2 separate regions of the Homo sapiens genome follow, and region 2 is linked to region 1. Evidence: read pairs that join two places in POLR2A ChIA-PET (ENCODE). Cell type or tissue: Caco-2. All regions are shown on one strand. Links, peaks and the distances in the headings refer to the core of each region. The heading gives the core; the rest is flanking DNA. Region 1 overlaps HAUS4 (HAUS augmin like complex subunit 4). Region 2 overlaps ACIN1 (apoptotic chromatin condensation inducer 1).

Evidence for each region. Peaks named below come from ENCODE experiments on the same cell type or tissue, not always from the same donor. Only the 100,000 strongest peaks of a DNase experiment are listed, where the experiment ranks them.
Region 2: POLR2A ChIA-PET joins it to region 1 with 20 read pairs; 13 of 35 experiments call an interaction of 5 or more read pairs at or near these places.

The regions. Positions count from the first base shown.
Region 1 is chr14:22,942,121-22,952,509 of GRCh38, forward strand. It overlaps HAUS4 (HAUS augmin like complex subunit 4), which reads right to left. Exons shown (of 10, transcript NM_001166269.2): 4 at 10,208-10,339; 5 at 9,435-9,569; 6 at 8,194-8,290; 7 at 5,748-5,893; 8 at 5,481-5,611; 9 at 5,051-5,119; 10 at 4,108-4,588. The coding sequence ends at 4,405. The region is part of intron 2 of PRMT5-DT (PRMT5 divergent transcript); the gene reads left to right. Among named protein-coding and RNA genes, the nearest start is that of MIR4707, 9.7 kb to the right of the region's middle. In Caco-2, for the core only: no CTCF peak of the experiment used is centred there; no DNase peak of the experiment used is centred there.
Region 2 is chr14:23,066,879-23,077,267 of GRCh38, forward strand. It overlaps ACIN1 (apoptotic chromatin condensation inducer 1), which reads right to left. Exons shown (of 19, transcript NM_001386863.1): 9 at 2,598-2,739. Among named protein-coding and RNA genes, the nearest start is that of CDH24, 15 kb to the left of the region's middle. RefSeq lists enhancers at 1,584-2,108, 2,256-2,305, 2,386-2,475, 4,506-4,575. In Caco-2, for the core only: a CTCF peak has its summit at 2,189 (motif pointing right); DNase peaks (open chromatin) are centred at 2,183, 4,723 and 5,213; H3K4me3 peaks cover 1,501 bases.

The DNA.
Region 1 (10,389 bases), core at 2,390-10,389:
ATTAGCTGTATGTGGTGGCACGCGCCTGTAATCCCAGTTACTCGGGAGGCTGAGGCAAGAGAATCGCTTGAACCTGGGAGGCGGAGGTTGCAGTGAGCCGAGAACATGCCACTGCTCCCAGCCTGGGCAAGAGTCAGACTCTGTCTCCAAAAAAAAAAAAAAAGTTTATTTTTCCCATAAAATAACTAATATACTGATTTACTGTAATACCAGCAGAAAGCAAAGGCACCTGAGCAAGATATATGTGCAATGACATCCAATGAAGCATTTTTGTAACAGGGCAAGAGGGAAACAACCTTAATATCGTGAAGGGAAGGGTTAAATGATAATACAGCCATACTCTAATAATAATATTAGCCACATTTTTAAAACTTTTTCTTTATTGATTTGATTTTTAGAGACAAAGGTCTTGCTCTGTCACCTGGGCTGGAGTACCTTGGCACAATCATAGTTCACTGCAGCCTCTAACTACTAGGCTCAGCCTCCTGAGTAGCTAGGGCTATCAGAGCACCACCATGCCCAGCTAATATTAGCTAATATTTATGTACATATGGTTGCATATTTATAGAAACAGATCTGACACACAGTGATCTACACACCAAATCACTCTGGTTACTCTGGGGAGGTAGATTGGAGTAACAGGGTATTTGTGTGGGGGGTGTCTGAGGGTGCATGGTTCAATCTTTTACTTTTTACTGTATATAATTCTGTTCTGAGTATTTTTACAAAGCATGTGCTCTAGTTGTTTTTGTTTGTTTGTTTGTTTTTTAAGATGGAGTTTCGCTCTTGTTGCGCAGGCTGGAGTGCAATGGCGCGATCTCGGCTCACCGCAACTTCTGCCTCCTGGGTTCAAGCGATTCTCCTGCCTCAGCCTCCCTAGTAGCTGGGATTACAGGCATGTGCCACCACACCCGGCTAATTTTGTATTTTCAGTAGAGACGGGGTTTCTCCATGTTGCTCAGGCTGGTCTCAAACTCCCAACCTCAGGTGATCCACCCACCTCGGCCTCCCAAAGTGCTGGGATTACAGGCGTGAGCCACCACGCCCAGCCTGCATGTGCTCTAGTTTTAAGCCAATGAAGTTTTTTAAAAAATAGTTTGGGCCGGGCGCAGTGGCTCACACCTGTAATCCCACCACTTTGGTAGGCTGAGGCGGGCGGATCACGAGGTCAGGCGATCGAGACCATCCTGGCTAACACGGTGAAACCCCGTCTCTACTAAAAATACAAAAAATTAGCCGGGCGTGGTGGTGGGCGCCTATAGTCCCAGCTACTTGGGAGATTGAGACAGGAGAAGGGCATGAACCCAGGAGGCGGAGGTTGCAGTGAACTGAGATCGGGCCACTGCCCTCCAGCCCAGGTGACAGAGCAAGACTCCGTCTCAAAAAAAAAAAAAAAAAAAAAGTTTGTGCAGGGCCGGGCGCGGTGGTGGCTCACGCCTGTTATCCTAGCACTTTGGGAGGCTGAGGCAGGTGGATCACCTGAAGTCGGGAGTTCGAGACCAGCCTGACCAACATGGAGAAACCTCATCTCTAATAAAAATACAAAATTAGCTGGGCGTGGTGGCGCATGCTGTAATCCTAGCTACTTGGGAGGCTGAGGCAGGAGAATCACTTGAACCTAGGAGGCAGAGATTGCAATAAACCAAGATTGCGCCATTGCACGATCCAGCCTGGGCAACAAGAGCGAAACTCCATCTCAAAAAAAAAAAAAAAAAAAAGTGTGTGGAGAACTGTCGCAAGCAAATGTTCCATTTTCTTTTCTTTTTTTTTTTTTTGAGACAGAGTCTCACTCTGTAGCCCAAGCTAGAGTGAAGTGGCACGATCTTGGCTCACTGCAACCTCCGCCTCCCGGGGCTCAAGCAATTCTCGTGCCTCAGCCTCCTGAGTAGCTGGGACTACAGGCACGCATCACCACACCCAGCTAATTTTTTTATTTTAGTAGAGATGGGGTTTCACCATGTTGCCCAGGGTGGTCTCTAACTCCCGAGCTCAGGCAATCTGCCCACCTCCGCCTCCCAAAATGCTGGGATTACAGGCATGAGCCACTGTGCCCAGCCCATTTTCTTTAGGCTTTTTAAGAATACAAGAAATAGCTCACTCTCCATCCCCATGCCATTTAGAGAGCCAGGGTGAGGACCACTGCCTTGGAAGCCATTTCTCAGGCAGTCGAAATTGAAATGTTTCTCAAACCCCAGCTCTCCAGATTCTCGATTGAAGCTATAGGATATTTGTTTCAAATTTTGTTCACTTGAAATGAAAGCTCTCCTTGGTACATGATTTGCCCATTCTTAACTCTGTGCCTTCCCATAGTGCTTCTTTCCTTTTCTCTGTCTTCGCTGCTTTTTCCATAACTCTATTCCTTTTTCTTTTTTTTGAGACAGAATCTTGCTGTCACTCAGGCTGTAATACAGTGACATGATCATAGCTCACTGTAACCTCAACCTCCCAGACTCAAGCAGTCCTCCCACCTTAGCCTCCTGAGTAGCTGGAAATGTAGGCACATGCCACTATGCACAGCTAATTAAAAAAAATTTTTTTGGCCAGGTGCAGTGGCTCATGCCTGTAATCCCAGCACTTTGGGAGGCCGAGGCGGGCGGATCACAAGGTCAGGAGTTCGAGACCAGCAAGGCCAATATGGTGAAACCCTGTCTCTACTAAAAATACAAAAATTAGCCAGGCGTGGTGGTGGGTGCCTGTAGTCCCAACTACTCAGGAGACTGAGGCAGGAGAATCACTTGAACCCAGGAGGCAGAGATTGCAGTGAGCCGAGATTGCGCCACTGCACTCCAGCCTGGGCGACAGAGCGAGACTCCGTCTCAAAAAAAAAAAAAAAAAAAAAAAAAAAAAAGAGAAAAAAAAGTTGAGTCAAAGACATTAATTGTCTTGTAAATAAATCCACACCATCACCCCAAGACAATTTCCTTGGAAAGTGGTTTCAGAAACTGAGTAGGCTCTTCTAAATAAAGGTAGAGGCCTTCTGTTTCTGTCCACAGTCCCCTATTTTGACACCAGCCAGGACTCTGCCTTGTTCTAAGCTAAGTAGACTGTTGAACTTGGTTCCTCAGGGGGAATCTCCTCCAAACCTCTGCTTTTAGAGAAAAATGTAGCTCTCAAACCACACCAAGGGAACCAGGAACACAAGTGGCTTGTGTCCTTTCCTATAACTGAGCTGGCCACTGGCTGCCTTTTTTTTTTTTTTTTTTTTTTTTGAGACAAGGTCTCACTCTGTCACCCAGGCTGAGTGCAGTGGTGCCATCATGGCTCACTGCAGCCTTGACCTCCTGGGTTCAAGTGATCCTCCTGCCTCAGCCTCCTGAGAAATTGGCACTACAGGCACATACCATCACGCTTGCTAATTAAAAAAATTTTTTTCAGCTGGGTGTGGTTGCTCATGCCTGTAATCCCAGCACTTTGGGAGGCCAAGGTGGGCGGATCACTTGAGGTCAGGAGTTTGAGACCAACCTGACCAACATAGTAAAACCCTGTCTCTACTAAAATACAAACATTAGCTGGCCATGGTGGTGCATGCCTGTTAATTCCAGCTACTAGGGAGGCTGATACACAAGAATTGCTTGAGCCTGGGAGGCGGAGGCTGCAGTGAGCTGAGATCACACCACTGCACTCCAGCCTGGCAACAAAGTAAGACTCTGTCTAAAAAAAAAAAAAAAAAATTTTTTTTCACAGAGACAGGGGTCTTGCTACGTTGCCCAGGCTGGTCTCGAACAGCTGGGCTCAAGTGATCCTCTTGCCTTGGCCTCCCAAAGTGCTGGAATTACAGGTGTGAGTCACTGCTCCCAGCCTCAGCTGCTTTATTATAACTCCCACACTGATACCCATAGTGAGAAAATAGTTCCCTACCTGCCTGAGTATCTAGCACTCCTCTGGAGATTATAGTTCTTCAAGAGCAAGCCCAAATTTAATCCACTGTACTCTTCCAAAATGAAGGCTCTAAGACTTGATGTAGGCAAGCTGGCATGTCTACTTCTTACTCTTTGCATAAGCATCATGTATCTGTTTCTATTTGGATCCACTCAGTTCCCCGCTCCTTACCCATATAGCCTTCAATGTTCTTTTTCAATCTTTGCCCAAGGAAAATGACTAAAATCCTAAGATATAATATCATAACTTTATTCAGGAGATAATCAAATACAATACAGGGCTGACACTGACACACAGCTATGCATAAAAATTATATAAATCTCCTTGCTAGATTTTCCAGAAGAGGCCCAGTCATAAAAAATAAAGAGAAACCAGGAGAGTGCCTAAATGACTGCAGTGTTTCAAGCGTAAGCATTTCCACACTCCCTTGTACTGAAGGCAGCCCCAGGTGAAGGTGGTCCCACTAGCAGGAAGATTAGGAGGCAGCAGCTATGCAGAAGCCATGTCTCCTGGCCCTGCCAGAGCTCAACGGTAGACCTTGCTGAACTCCTGGAGGGCCCACCGCTTGTTCTCTGTTGCCTGCTTGAGTACGGTGTACTCTTTCACCAGCCTGTCAAACTCCTCCCCAAGGACCTCATAGGAGTTCAGGACCTGTCTTGAGTTCTCCATGTCCTGCTCCTGTAGGTGAATGGCTCCCTCCAAACGGTCCCTAAGAGCCCGGGCAGAGAAGGCACAATATAAGGGTGCTGCTCCTCAGAAAGTAGTGGACAAAAATGAAAAACTTTTTTTTTTTTTTTTTTGTCAGATGGAGTCTCGCTCTGTCACCTAGGCTGGAGTGCAGTGGTATGATCTTGGCTCACTGCAGCCTCTGCTTCCTGGGTTCAAGCAATTCTCCTGCCTCAGCCTCCCGAGTAGCTGGGATTACAGGCACATGCCACCATGCCCAGCTAATTTTTGTATTTTTTAGTAGAGACAGGGTTTCACCATATTGGCCAGGCTGGTCTCAAACTCCTGACTCAAGCGAGCTGCCCACCTCGGCCTCCCAAAGTGCTGGGATTACAGGTGTGAGCCACTGTGCCCAGCCAAAAATGGCAACATCTTTAAATAAACGAGTTTAGGGAATGTGAGAACCACCTGTGAACAGCTGTACCAGACTCTTAGGAGTTCTCACCTAATCAGACGATGAACTTCCACTTTCTCAACAGTGTAAGTGTCGGACAAAATCTTTAGCTCCTCCATCCTGACAGAGGGAAGAAAGAAATGTCAAGGCAGGAAGGTCCCTGATAGCAGCAGGGTTGGGAATGGACGTAGTACCTGCCGACGGTCAAGGTGTGGGCTAAGCACTGATAGGATAAACAAGGTCACTCTGAATTCCCGAGCAATTGATCTCACAGTAAAGTGCCTATTTCAGAAGACTGTAAAAGAAAAGTCTCAAGGATGTTGAAAGCTTTTGGGTAATCCAAAAGCTAATACTGCTATGTGACATTTACTGGATACCCACAAGGCGCTAGGATAAGGGAGAGGAAAGAGATTAGGGTAAGGGATAGAGGGCTGATAACGTGAGACAGAATCCCTTAAGATCCACAGGGGTCACAGCTCACCTCAGCTTAAGGATCATAGCACCGCACTTGACTTCCAGGTACTGGGCATTGATGCGGTCTAGCTCGGATTGAGTCTTCAGCCGGTGTTCTTGAAGAAGCCTCTGCAGCAAAGTGAGGCAGCGGAGAAGCACCTGAGCCCAAGATGGAGGAAGAAGAGGGCATAAATAAAGATAGTAGAAAGGAGGGTAGATCAGGAATCTTTGTCTTCCCCAAAAGTGCTCCTGGGGTCAGGATAAAGGAAAGGGGCTGTCCCATGCCCTGATAAACCTGGGAGTAAGCAGCACTCTTCTTCTCCAGCAGCAACATCTGCTCCTTCTGCTGGCTCTTGGCATCCTGGCACTGCTGCTGCTCACCCACCAGGACCTCTGCGAGTTTCCACACCTTTGCTGCCTTCACGGTTTCACTGTCAGCATCTGAGCAAAGGGGCAGAGGACTGACAGGAAAACCCTAATCGCTACAATCCCTGTAAAGCAACCTTCCAGTGCCCCTATCCTGTATCTAGACCCACAAATCCTGCCTTATGACAGGTTTTCTTCTAATAATCTATTAAAAATGGCCCCATTCTGGGCTGAGCATGGTGGCTTACGCCTGCAATCCTAGCACTTTGGGAGGCCAAGGCAGGAGGATTGCTTGAGCCCAAGAGTTCAAGACCGGCTTGGGCAACATAGTGAGACTCTGTCTCTATAAAAAAAATTCTAAAATATTAGTTAGGCATACTATGCGCCTGTAGTGCCAGCTACTTGAGAGGCTGAGGTGAGAGGATCACTTGAGCCCAGAAGGTCGAGGCTGCAGTGAGGTGTGATTGTACCACTGCACTCCAGTCTGGGTGACAGAGTTTTTAAAAAAAAAAAAGCGGGGGGGGGGAGGGCATCTGGTTCTCATAATTATTAAATAAATTATCTTCACTCTTACCTTTGATTCCGGATTTGGACCTTAATTCTTTTTATTTTTTTGAGACGGAGTCTCTCACTGTCACCTCGGCCGGAGTGCAGTGGCGCGATCTCAGCTCACTGCAACCTCCACCTCCCAGGTTCAACCAATTCTCCTGCCTCAGCCTCCCAAGTAGCTGGGATTACAGGCACCCGCCACTACACCCAGCTAATTTTTTGTATTTTTAGTAGAGACGGGGTTTCACTATATTGGCCAGGTTGGTCTCGAACGCCTGACCTCATGATCCACCTGCCTCGGCCTCCCAAAGTGATGGTATTACAGGCGTAAGCCACCGCGCCCGGCCCGGACCTTAATTCTTAAGTCATAGAAATGGTTTAAGGAGACCAAGTGTGGTAGCTCATGCCTGTAATCCCAGCACTTTGGGAGGCCAAGGCGGGCAGATCACCTGAGGTCAGGAGTTTGAGACCATCCTGGCCAACATGGTGAAAACCTGTCTCTACTAAAAATACAAAAAAATTAGCTGGGCAGGGTGGCAGGCGCCTGTAATCCCAGCTACTTGGGAGGCTGAGGCAGGAGAATTGCTTGAACCTCGGAGGCGAAGGTTGCAGTGAGCTGAGATCACGCCATTGCACTCCAGCCTGGGCGACAAGAATGAAACTCCGTCTCAAAAAAAAAAAAAAAAGAAATGGTTTAGGGAGGAAAGTTCAGACTCAGGTGTTAAGCTTTATTATTTTCGTAAAAATGATACACATTCAGGGCCAGGCACAGTGGCTCACGCCTGTAATCCCAGCACTTTGGGAGGCCAAGGTGGGTAGATCATGAGGTCAGGAGACTGAGACCATCCTGGCTAACACGGTGAAACCCCGTCTCTACTAAAAATACAAAAAATTAGCCAGGCGTGGTGGCGGGCACCTGTAGTCCCAGCTACTCGGGAGGCTGAGGCAGGAGAATGGCGTGAACCTAGGAGGTGGAGTTTGCAGTGAGGTGAGACTGCGCCACTGCACTCCAGCCTGGGGGACAGAGCGAGACTTCGTCTCAAAAAAAAAAAAAAAAAAAAAAGAGATACACATTCATTCAGGGTGGTCAGACTCAAATAAGAAAATCATTACACAGAAGCAAGTAAAAGCTGAAATATGAATACTACGTCTAGAAACACATTATTATAAACAGCTTGACATAAATGGTATTATACCCTCCAAGCTTATACAGAGAGTATAAGGTGTTCTATGAGTCTGAACTTTCCTCCCTAAACCATTCTGAACCTCCTGAGAGAACTCATCCTTCCCTGCAGCAGGAGGACACTCCCACTCAGTATCTTGCTGAATAAAAAGAGTCCTTACAAAGGTCCTTGTTTTGGCCGGGTGTGGTGGCTCACACCTGTAATCCCAGCACTTTGGGATGCCGAGGCAGGCGGATCACCTGAGGTTGGGAGTTCCAGACCAGCCTAATCAACATGGAGAAACCCCATCTCTACTAAAAATACAAAATTAGCCGAGCGGGGTGGCGCATGCCTGTAATCCCAGCTACTCGGGAGGCTGAGGCAGGAGAATCACTTGAATCTAGGAGGAGGAGCTTGCGGTGAACAGAAATGGCGCCATTGCACTCTAGCCTGGGCAACAGGAGCAAAACGCCATCTCAAAAAAAAAAAAAAACAAAAAAACAAAAAGTCCTTGTTTTTATTCTACCAGCAACAAAACAAATAAGCATCTCTGATGGTTCTAAACCTCTGTCCCAAATCTAAAATCAAAATATATTATTCTCAAAAGAGCAGACCAGGAACCCTGAAGTCCAGCTGTGAGCAGAACAGACAGCTAGCACTCACCTGAATTGGGATCATAGTAGCAGAGCAGAGTGAAACATTTCTTTTTGAGCTGCTCCTCTACTTCTTGCTGTAGCCGAGCCCTCATCCACACAAAATCCTACAGTCATAGAAGTAAAGGCAGAAATGCGAATAGACTGTAAAAACTAGGACGTCTCAGCCAATGAATACATGATGATAACCTCAATAATAGCCAAAGAAAATGCATCAAGAGACATCAGAGAGACTCATTTTTCACCTATCAAATTAGCGAAGAATAAAATGACTGTCAAGACCCCATGTTGGTGAGAACATGGGGGATCCAGGAGCCCTGAAAATACCTTTCTGGATAGCAGTTTGGCATTAGGTACCAATATTCTGTATGAGTATGCACTGACTCAGGAATCCCACTTTTAGCACCAGCATTACAGAAATAATCATACAAAGGTAAAGACACATATGAACCAGCATGTTCATCTCCCTGTGGTTTCTAACAGCAAAAATGTGGAAACAACCTTAATATCCACCAATAAGGTTAAGCAAATTATTCTACATCCATATAATAGAATCCTAGCAGAGATTTAAACTGATGACATAACACTAAGCACTATGTGCCTAGATACTTTGCTAACAGTGCTATAGAAGCTATCATCTTATTTACATTTATGTATTGACTTGAAAAGAAATCCAAAATATATTACATGAAAATAGACTGTACTTTTCTTTTTTTGAGACAGGGTCTCACTCTGTGCCCAGGCTGGAGTACAGTGGCATGATCACAGCTCACTACAGCCTTGACCTCCCACCCTCAAGTCATCCTCCTGCCTCTGTCTCCCGAGTAGCTGGGACTACAGGTGTGCACCACCAAACCTGGCTTTTGTTTTGTTTTTTTTTTGGTAGAGACGAGGTCTCACTATGTTGCCCAGGCTGGTCTTGAACTCCTGAACTCAAGTGATCCTCCCACCTCAGCCTCCCAAAGTGCTACGATTATAGGCGGAAGTCACTACACTCGGCCTTATACTCTCTATATAAGCATGAAGGGTATAATACCATTTATGTCAAGCTGTTTATAATAATATTGTGCTTCTAGATGCAGTATTTCAGCTTTTACTTGCTCCTGTGTAACGTTTTTCTTATTTGAGTCTGACCACCCTGAATGTGTATCATTTTTACAAAAACAATAAAGCTTGACAAAAAAAACATTTTAAAGATATGGGAGAAATTAAACCATTTCATTTATTTGGTTCCAATATCTCCCCGCCAACCTCTGAGAGTGGCATGAGTTCCAGAAGGTCCGCTTTCTCCAGCCCCAGCAGTGGAGGTATCTCCCTCTCCTGGCTAGGACCTAAGAGCCGCATCAGTTCAGTTACAAGCAGCCGCTGTTCAAGGGTCTCATGAAACTGAGAGAGAGAGAATAAAAAACAAAAAGAGGCAACTATAAAACTTCTCCCACTCCACCTCTTCCATCCTTATGAACCAGTTTTTCACATATTTTCAAAGTCCTCAAATATATCATCCCCCCTCAGATAACTCAGCTGCGAGTGACTTCTGTCAATGTTTCTATTACAAACTCTGATAACACATCCACTCCTTCCCCATAACTACAGTCCATTTCTCTTTTGACAAACCATTTCTCAAAGCTCCTACTTCCCCTAGATCACATCATCAGACAAAGCCACAGTTGGCCTGGTCATTCCTGTAACTGGTAACCAACCCCACCTCATTTCTTTCACCTCACTTTTTTTTGAGACTGAGTTTCGCTCTGTCACCCAGGCTGGAGTGCTGTGGCGCAATCTCGGCTCACTGCAATCTCCGCCTCCCAGGTTCAAGCGATTCTGCTGCCTCAGCCTCCCGAGTAGCTGGGATTACAGGCGTGTGCCACTGCACCTGGTTAATTTTTGTATTTTTAGTAGAGACGGGGTCTTACCATGTTGGCCAGGCTGGTCTCAAACTCTTGACCTCAAGTGATCAGCCTGCCTGGGGCTCCCAAAGTGCTGGGATTACAGGTGTTAGCCACCACGCCCAGCCTTTGCCTCACCTTTTTGTCCTCAGAAGTTACATTTGTGTCTTGTATCTTCACATAGTAGTCCACAAGCAACTCTTGAATGACTCTGTGTAAAATCTCAGACCTCAACCATGTTGTCTTATGCAGTCGAACTTCCTTCCATGCCTAGAAATCCAAAAAATCTCAGGTAGGAACCTCTCTCTCAGGATTTTCCC
Region 2 (10,389 bases), core at 1,528-9,527, 120 kb after region 1:
GGGGGCGGGGGAGAAAAGTGAGAGAGAAAAAGGGAATAGAGTATTTTCAAGTGTAGGTGCTTATTTCTGGAAAAACTAAGACCACTCTACCACTCTTCTAAAGGGTAGGGCAGAAACCTCGTGATGAAATCCCTTTCCCATCCACCCCCACCCGCAGCCCCGTTTGTGTCGTCTAACCAAGTCTCCTTGGTCTCTGTTAAGGGCCAGCCTGACCCCTAGCTGGGCCGCTCTCGATGGGTAAGTTAGTGAGAAAAACAAAACAAAAAAAAAGGTCTTAATTAAAACAGGAAAAACATGAACCAAATAAATAAATAAAAGAAATCAGAAAAAATAAAGATATAGAAAAAAATAAAATAAAATATTAAAAAAAGAAGAAGAAAATAAAGAAGAAAATAAACTAGGAATATGACAAATGTTCCAGGTACCATCTCACACCTGGGATCTTCAGTTCAGCCAATCGCACCTCACTGTGTACTGTATCTAGTCAACCGCCGGTCCAATCAGAATGAGCCCTCCCTGCTAGGCGCTGTGCAATTGGTGGGGGGTTGGGTTGGCAAAAAAGGTGGGCGCACGGCGTGGTAGTCAGCACGGCACTGCCAGAGTCCTCCCAGGGGCGCAGGGGGGGCGGGAGGGAAACGTGTGGGGGGACGCTGCCCAGTTTCCATGATGTCAAGACAGTTCACTGGCGGTGGCCAGGCTCAGCGAGGGATAGAGGGGGGAAAGGGGCAGAGACATCAGTCCTGGCCCTGAAGGGACATCATCTTGCAGTCCCTGATGAGATGGCCTGTGAGTAGCAGGAATGATCCTTGCCTTTTATCGTGAGAGGCAGGCAGGACCCTATGTCCACCAGTGGCAAGCTGCAGCAATAACACCACCCAATACTTGGAATCCAGGTGATGACTCCAGAGTCCCTTTCTCCTCTGCCTGTAACTGGGGAGGGGGTCCTCTCACCGAGTGGGATCATGGAGCCTCTGATGAAGGTAGCCTGGGGGTAGGTGAATACCCCAGGACCTGGCAGACATTCAGCAGCAAGGTCAGAATACTTCTCTTCGGAGAGTTGTGGCTGGCATCTCCTCAGGGACTCCAGCTGAGACAGTGGTTCCAGTCAGGTGGATGAAATGAGTCCCTGCCTCCAGGGATGGAGGAGAAGTTGGAGCAACCAACATGCTGCCCTTCACCATGGACAACAGGGACCAAAGGAAAGTCCATCTGATGAGCAAGTGGTGACACATGGGCTGGGCTGTCATCAGCATTAAATCCCCAGGGGCTCAGACCCTAGACTCCTCTGCACGGTTCCTAGTCGTCACAGCTTAAGTAGAGGGTCCCACTCAGTGTTTTACAGCATGGCACTGCGATCACAAACTTTAGGAGGTCTTGGTGCCCTAGATGGGGATCCCAACAGTCTGTAGCAAACAAGGCAACCCACAGTCCTCAAAAGGGCAAGGGCATGTGGGCAGGCGCCCCAGCACTGGCACAAGCTCTTCTTGGGGTGTCCCAAGTAGGGAGATGATGCAAGTCCACCCCTTTCCAAATGTTTTTTGCTTGCTCAATACAAGTCTCTCCAGAACAGTGTTCTTCTTGGCCCCCTGATGTAAGCAAGACAGGGAGGCAAAAGGGGGCCCATCACAGGAGCCCATATACATGCCCCCCTCTGGCCAAGACACCTGGATAGCAGACTTGGCTCTGATTGGGCAGCTCAGTAGCAGCGGGTGGGTCCAGAGGAAGAGGCGGCATCAGCGATTGGCCAGTTGGGCAGGGTTATATTTTACGGGCGGATTACCGTACATGAGGTACTTGGACAAAGTTTTACGGGGAAGAAGGACCTTGTAATAAATAATATTCTGCACATCAAATCACTTTCACCGGCCCCCACCCCCGCAACACACACCAGAAAAAGGCTACACACACAACAGTCCCTCCCACCTTGTTACCCCTCTCCTAAACCCAGCTCATTCTTTCTCAATTACTTTAAGAGCCAAGAAGACTTCGCTGGCTCTGATGGGGGAAGCCCCCTGAAGTGGGTGCAGGACACAAGATAACATATGCCAAAAAAGGAGGTAGAGGGGTCACAGGTAACTGAGAATGGGCCTTCCGGATCACAAGTGCTGGCTTCTAAGTAGCTACATCTCTGCAGTCAGACCACTGGAGGGCAGAGGAGGAACAAAAATTTCTCAGCATGGCTGGTCTGGTGAGAACCACCAATGTCCACTAGATGGCGTTGGGCTCCATCAGGCTTTTAAAAAGGAGGGAAAGCTAAAGGAGTTACCACCAGGAGAAGCTTGGGAAGACAGCAGGAAAAGCTGAACATAAATCTTAGATAAAGGGCCATTATCAGACTTTCCCGTTAGTTACAAACGTCTAGAGTCTGGGCACTACTTCCCCAACAAGGAAAGGAAAATGAATGAGCCCTGTCCCCGTCACAAGGGGTCTCCCTTGCTAAACCAGCGAATTCTCCCTTGGCCCTATTCTGATCCAAGTCCCTGCCTCATCCCTCCTTTAAGTTAACCCACCGTGTAAGAGGGATCACTAGAGTGCTCTACTCTTTCCCCTAGGTCCATTCCTGCCCACCCGCCCCAATAGGTGGCTTGGATGTTTACCTCTTTCTTCTCCTCATCTTCAACACTGCCCTCCGGGCGGTCATCATTGCTGACTTGGTCTGCAATAGGCATGGGAGGTTCTGGAACATCATTTTCAGGTCTGTTTTCACTTGTGTCCATGGTCACTTCCTCCTTCTCCTCACTGACAGGAGGGGGGAGTGGTGGTGGGGGGGCGGGCAGAAAAGAACCAAGGGGAAGAGAGAGCAAGATGTTAGTTACTGGGTCAGGAAACCCTCCTGCCTCATCACTTGGGTGGGATTAGGAGGGCTGCTTTTCTGATCAAGGTTAGAGACCTTGTCCCAATGGGAAAAGTGGGAAATAGATTTTCCTTGGGGAAAGAGCGTGGATCACAGCAACCACATCCACCTATTGCCCAGATGAGTTAAAAGTTGTCATTTGTGGGGTTAGGACTCCAACTATTCTCAGGTAATAACTCACCAGAGTACTCCTATATGAAAGGAGAAAAACCCTCCTCTGAAAATAGTCCCACAAAAGTGACTGTGATTTGCCCACAACCCTGTGGCCTCAGTCTCCCTGGCCAAAGGCACCTTTATATGGCAAAATTGCACGAGAAACGAAGGGAAGCCCGATTCCCTTAAAAAGACAAGAAAGAATGGCCAAGGCTTTGGCAAAAAAGCCTGACCTGTGTTTAATCAACTGCTTAATAAGTAAAGGCCTGCTGATCCTCAGGATCTGGAGACACCAGCATGGAGAAAATGGTGGGGGGTGGGGGGTGCGGGGCGGGGGGTGGGAGCTGCAGGGAAGAAGCAGGCCTGGTGAAGGTTCAAGCTTCAAGGACCCTCTCTCATTCAAAAGGAAAAATTAAAACTGCTGAATTGAGTATGAGAGCTCAGAGATTAGGGCCACTTTTACCTGCTCAGAGGTGTAGAAACTGTTCCTACATTCGGCTTTCACCCAGTTTCTCCCACTCCCTCATTCCAACTTCCAAGAGATAAAGAGAGCAGGCCTCCTAGTCAGGACACACCCTCCCCCACACAGGCAGCTTCCCCCAAGAACACCAAACCCACTCTCCCACTCTTAATCTCACAAGTTAGCTCCCATTTCAGGCAAAGAATCCCAGAGATTCACTTCAGATAAACTATCTTTCCACCTTTGATTTCTGTCTTCGTCCCCAACTTCTATCTCAAATCTCACCCCCTCTACCACCCAAACACCAAGCAAAAAAAATCAAATCAAGATGATCAGAGGCCTAAGGCTCAGGAGAGGGGAAACCAAGCCTCCCAGGCCGATAACCACCACCAGAAAAGTCAGCATTCCCAACAGGCTGACTGACTGACACTCAGAGGTCAGAAGAACCTCCCTAGAGCAGTCAAGAAGGGATGCACTAGGGGGGTTAGGGGGAGGGGAAAATCGGAACTGTGCCCCCAGCTAAACAGGCCCCCAGAGAAACACGAGATTTAGCTGCTTACATCTAGAGAAAAGGCTTATACAAAAAAAATATCTATTTCCCATACAGAAAGGGCATGTGGGGCCAATTAGAAACTGGGCAGGCAGGACAAAGGGGGAAGGCAGAATGACTGAAAACAAACCAAAACGAAAGACGGAATGAAAGCCATGAGGAAGAGAAGGAAGACGAAGGGAGCTAGGGCGGCGGGGAAAAGGCATACATGGAAATGTGAAGCTCTCACCCTTCTTTGCTTTCTGATAACATGATTTTTTTTCTCCCCCTGGAAGTGCTGTTTATCCCTTTCTGGAATGGAAGAAATAACAAAAACCAAACAAAAAAAATCCTAAAAAAAATAAAGAAAAAAAACCACACCTTCCTTGTTCCAAGATCCCACCACCTCCTCCCCAGCCACCCGATCCAGAGAGAGAAAATTGAGATGTAGCAACCGGGGATCCAAAAAATGGTAAATGGAAGGGGAGGTGGTGGTGGTGCGGGGAGGCTAAAACAGATCTGGCTTTTAAGAGATAAGCGTTAAGTCCTCACGGCAAACCCCGAGTTCGGCTGGATTGGTCTCTCTGGAGAAGGAGGAAGAGGGCCAGGCTGCTGGTAGTGGCTGGCTCTATTGTATTGGCGGAGCGGCAGCGATCAGCCGGAGACATGCAGGGGAGCCATCTTGCCACTTACCCAGCAGCCTGTGTGTGCGGATGGGGGAGGGCCTTGCTGCAGCAGGGGAGGGGAAAGAAAAGAGGGAGGGAGCTGAGTGAGCAAGGTTCTTATCCTTTGGCAGGCCACAGGGAGCCGACTGCTGGCTCCAGAGGCCTGGCCTTCTTTTCTCAAGTTACAGCAGCTACAGAGGCTTAACCCCCCAGGGCTGGAGTGCTCCCTCCTGGTCTTCCCAGGGGGCAGGGGAGGGGGCTGGGTGGAGGACATGTAAAGTTACAGCTGCTTGATTGGAAGATTCTAGAAAATAGAGAGAATAGAAGGCAGGCAAACAGTAGAGGTGGGAGTGAAAAAGGATTAAATAAGAACGATAAAGCCAAAGTTGAAAAGTGATTAAAGAAGGATGGTAATGAAAGCTGGATAGAGGGTGGGGCATGAGCAATGTTTTATGTGCCTACCATCCTCTATCCAGTAATCTAGGCATGGAACACTGAAACCAGACCAACCAGTCAGATGCTGCAGGTAGGGAGGTGGGATGGGAATTGTCACTATCCAATCACTACAGTAACTGGCTGCTCACCCCGGCAATGACCACGTGTTACTACTCCAACATGTCCTTTTCCCAGGGATGGTGGAGGGAAGTGGATAGCAGGGAGAGTTCTTTTTTCAAATACCAGTAGAAGGGGGGCAGGGTTGGTGTCTCTGAAGAGATGACAGACAACTTTGTTTTATAGAGTCTTTAATAAGGTCACCCTGCCCCAGGGTCCACTCGGGCCAGAAAAAGAAAGGATAAACAGGGCAAGGGGACCTTGGGTAGCTGAAGCTTGAAGGCCACTTCTTGAAGCAAGGGCTCCAAGGTGAGGCTCTAAAGTAGATAAGACAGTGAAGTGAGAGTGCTGCTATATGGGGCGGGGAAGATCAGCTGGGCAGAAAGCGACTGGGAACTAAGCAGAAAATATTAATCATGGGAATCTTCACTAGACCAAAGTGGGAAACAGATGCTAATAGTTCAAAAAGTGCTCAGTAGATACTCAAAATGCTTATTTGTTGACTGCAGAGATGTTCCTTTTGTGTCCTAGTGGCAGTAGAAGTTTACACTAAGATAAACTTCTGAGAACCAAAGCTCAGTGTCTCGTGTAACATTTGAGCTTTTAAGCTAGGAATGAAATTTTCTCCCCGCTGCTTAAAATCTTACACTTACAATGCCAACTGCATGCTAAAGTGGCCATATTTATACATTACTTTAAATGTTTCCTTTCACATAGTGGTCCCTGTCTGCTCAGGGTTAAGAGTGAAGACTCTGGAGTCAGACTGGCTAGCCCCACTCTGTTAAAAGTTGTGTGATAGTAGGCAAGTTCCTGGTTCTGTATATCTGTCTTGTAATCTGCAAAGTGGGCATAGTGACAATACCTATTTCATGGAACAGTGTAGTTAAGTGTTAGCTCTTAAGAGTCTGGCTTGGAGGACACCCCAAGTGAAGGTACAGATACATGTAAAATACATGCACACTTAATAGGCCATTATCTCATCTGATGCCACCTCTGGGGCTCTGAGTTTCCTCAAAAGAGTAGACTGCTTGTTTTCTGAGGCAAAGCCATTCAGTGATTGGCATGACAGGTTTTCAGCAATGCCCTTATCACTCTGTATAATAACTGCTACTTTATCTGCCCCCCATCTCTACCCTGCATAATTCCTCAAGGGTAGGGATTGCATCTCTTGGCCCCTAGCCCAGGGCCTAACACAAAGTAATGTTCCCTAACTATTTCTGAATTAGGGTGTCATTGTGGGTACCAAGTGGACACTTACTAAATGCTTGCTAACCTAAAAGTTTTCTTATTGAAAAAAAAATTTTTTGGCTGGGCATGGTGGCTCACGCCTGTAATCCCAGCACTTTGGGAGGCTGAGGTGGGCGGATCACCAGCCTGACCAACATGGAGAAACCCTGTCTCTACTAAAAACACAAAATTGGCTGGGCGTGGTGGTGCATGCCTGTAATCCCAGCTACTCGGGAGGCTGAGGCAGGAGAATCACTTGAACCCAGGATGCAGAGGTTGTGGTGAGCCGAGATCGTGCCATTGCACTCCAGCCTGGGCAACAAGAGCAAAACTCCATCTCAAAAAAAGAAAAAAATTTTTTTAATAGAATCCCCACAAACAATGTTACACCACAGAAAATGTTACCTTCAGCCATCCTCAAATAAAATGCTCTGTTTATCCACTGTCCTAAAATACTCTCAGCTGCTAATATGCCTCTGCAGAAGTGGCTGATTTTGAGAAATTTTGTTATTGAAAATTCCTTTTTTTTTTTTTTTTTGAGACGGAGTCTCACTCTGTTGCCCAGGCTGGAGTGCAGTGGCACAATCTCAGCTCACTGCAAGCTCCGCCTCCGGGGTTCACACCATTCTCCTGCCTCAGCCTCCCGAGCAGCTGGGACTACAGGCACCCTCCATTACACCCGGCTAATTTTTTGTATTTTTAGTAGAAACGGGGTTTCACTGTGTCAGCTAGGATGGTCTCGATCTTCTGACCTTGTGATTCGCGCGTCTCGGCCTCCCAAAGTGCTGGGATCACAGGCGTGAGCCATCATGCCCGGCCGAAAATTTCTTTTTTTTAAGAATAAGAATCTTACCACGTTCTCCTTTACCCTCTTAAGACACAAGAGGCGTGTGTTTTCTATTTCCCCATGATCAATTCTGTGGGACCCAACAATTCCGAACATTTTATTTTCAGACAATAATGAGGGCCGGGCATGGTGGCTCACGCCTGTAATACCAACACTTTGGGAGGCTGAGACAGGAGGACTGCCTGAGGCCAGGAGTTTGAGACCAGCCTGGCCAACATGGTGAAACCCCATCTCTATTAAAAATAGAAAAATTAGCAGGGTGTGGCAGCCGCGTCTATAGTCCCAGATACTCAGGAGGCTGAGGCATGATAATTGCTTGAACCCAGGAGGCGGAGGTTGCAGTGAGCAGAGATCGGGCCACTGCACTCCAGCCTGGGTGACAGAGTGAGACTCTGTCTCCAAAAAAGAAAAAAGATAAAGAGGAATCCTTGAAACTGTCCCCAAAATGGACTCTATCTACTTGCAGGACTAGTACCAAAACCTTGTTAACCATGTGTCAGAGCCCAACATAGCTTAACAGTCTGTGAAACTGCACAGAATAAGCAGTGGGGATATCTACCCATAAGTAAACAGTACACAAAGAAGCCCAGAAGAAAAGGGTACAACTACTTGGAGGCTAATAATATCACATTACAACTCATATGTGAATATGAGATTCAGAGAAGCTAATGGAAAAGGAAATTCCTATAGGCATATATGCTGAAATTTTAGTTATTATAGAAAATTCACGAGGAGCTGAAAAACTGACGTGAAAATTTAATAAGAAACAGTGGGACTAGATACCCTCAGAAGCATACTGGTCCCAAGATAACCTAGAACAGTATGATTTTGGGGTATATGTCCTTAGATAATTTCTCAGTGGAGCAAACTCTATTGATGACAACAAATTCTGCTTTTTCATGCATCATTTGGGATATTGGCATTGTATGTCCCCTGGGGAATATCAATTACACCATCATATTGGCTTAAGGAACCAATACCTTCCTCCTACACAGGCAGAAGGACAAACATGCATTGTACCAAGAGCCTAAAACTGCTATTGCCTGCTAGGTCTGTGCATACAGGAAGGTTGTATCTAGAGAAATCCAGGTCTGAATTAACTACAGCTGAATGATACAGCTGCCCACACAAACAAATCCCCTCTTTTCTTTCTTCCCCTTTTTTTTTTTTTTTTTTTAAGTAAAAAGAGAATACCATTATTTTCTGCTATATGGGGACATTTTTGTTATACCCATACAAGGCAGAAGACCAGAGTTTTGAACAGCACTCAACTGAAACAGGACTGAGGACCCACAAATTCCTGCTCCAAGCAATGAAAAAGACACCTTACCTCATAAATTTAGAATTCCTCAGGCACAATCAGAATCAGAATGGATTTAACCAAACACAGCAAAAAGTCAGTCAATCTCTTCCAAATGGTGACAGGTCCTTGAAGTCTAATTTTTTTTTTTTTTAACACTTTACTGCTCTGTTTTTTAAAGTCATATGACTTCTTGTTGAGACAGACAGAAAAACCAAGGTTAGGCCATAAATGGTCTTTTCCATTTTTTTTTTTTGAGACGGAGTTTCGCTCTTGTTGCCCAGGCTGGAGTGCAATGGCGTGATCTCAGCTCACCGCACCTTCCGCCTCCCGGGTTCAGGCGATTCTCCTGTCTCAGCCTCCTGAGTAACTGGGATTACAGGTGCACACCATGCCCGGCTAATTTTGTATTTTTAGTAGAGACGGGGTTTCACCATGTTGGTCAGGCTGGTCTCGAATTCCTGACCTCAGGTGATCCACCTGCCTTGGCCTCCCAAAGTGCTGCAATTACAGGCATGAGTCACCACGCCTGGCCATGCCATAAATGGTCTTTTCCATTTAGCATTGTTGATTACGCTTTCAAAATTGGCCAGAGCTCTAGAGGGCTGCCAGACTGCACACTTAACACTCTGGAGGGGTGAGAGACCAGGAAGGGTGTTGTTAATCAGTTGTGGTAGGGCCTCCAGAAATGTATGCAACCTTCTCAAAGATTTATTTACCAGATCCAATGCCTATGGGTTTAGGCTTCTGGGCATGCTGTTTTGTTAGAATGTTGAACAACCCATGTGATAGGCAGGTAGAAGGAAAGCAGGTACGAGTGATGTGTGTGAACTGCTCCTCAGTGAAGACTGCATTTCCCTTCTATACACTACTCCACTGAAGCGGGCCTAGGCAACAATGGACAATCTAAGTATTTGCCCAAGATGCCACTTGCCTATCATCTTATTAGAATCAATGTGACTAAATTATCTCAGTCATAAAATGAAGATCAAAACCACCTTTACCTGGAGTGGGGGGACAGGAAACTCTATGACTCCAAGCTTCATGTGCCCTGGACTTGCATGGGAATGTCCAGAAAAAAAGCTGCTTCAAAACAAAATAAAATGCCTTTCTGTTGCTAGGATCTCATAAACCCACAGAATTTTAAGGCTAGCAAAGAGCTTTTCAGAAAATCACTTTCTTCCCAAGGTGCATCGGAAGCAGTTCCTCAGGCCCAATTAGTAGCAGGCTGTCAATACCCACTTCAAAACTGCCATTTCACAAAGGACATGCTTTTGTAAAATGGAATGTAAAATGTACCTCCATGGAATTGGGAGGAGGGGGGCAGGTATTATGTCTGGTTGAGGGATATGGAAGAGAAAATGTCACCCCATTTCCTCATCGATGATGTAGCTGGGGAATCCTGAATACCTTCCAGAATCCGCTGAGTTTTCACTTTATGGTCCCAGAAGAAAAACCCTTTTCCAAAGGATAGCGTACCCATTCCAGAAGGGAAAAACCAAAAAATTTCAAAGGAAGTAGAGTGAACTTTTGGCTGCCAAACAAAAAATGTTAACAGCCACAAGATGGCAGCAGAGGTAAGACTGTCAGAATCGACAAGGATTATACCCCTCAGCAAGGGTATACCCCCAGGTAAAAGCTATATAGTAAGGTCTATAAAACTATCATTAAAGTCACAGGCAAATGAGATAAATCATGTCACCTGCCCACTACCCTCCAAAAGTCAGAGTTAAAGTACAGTTTGAAGCTCTCAGAAGAGTATAAATTATTAGACAATTACATATAGGGGAAATCATACTGGT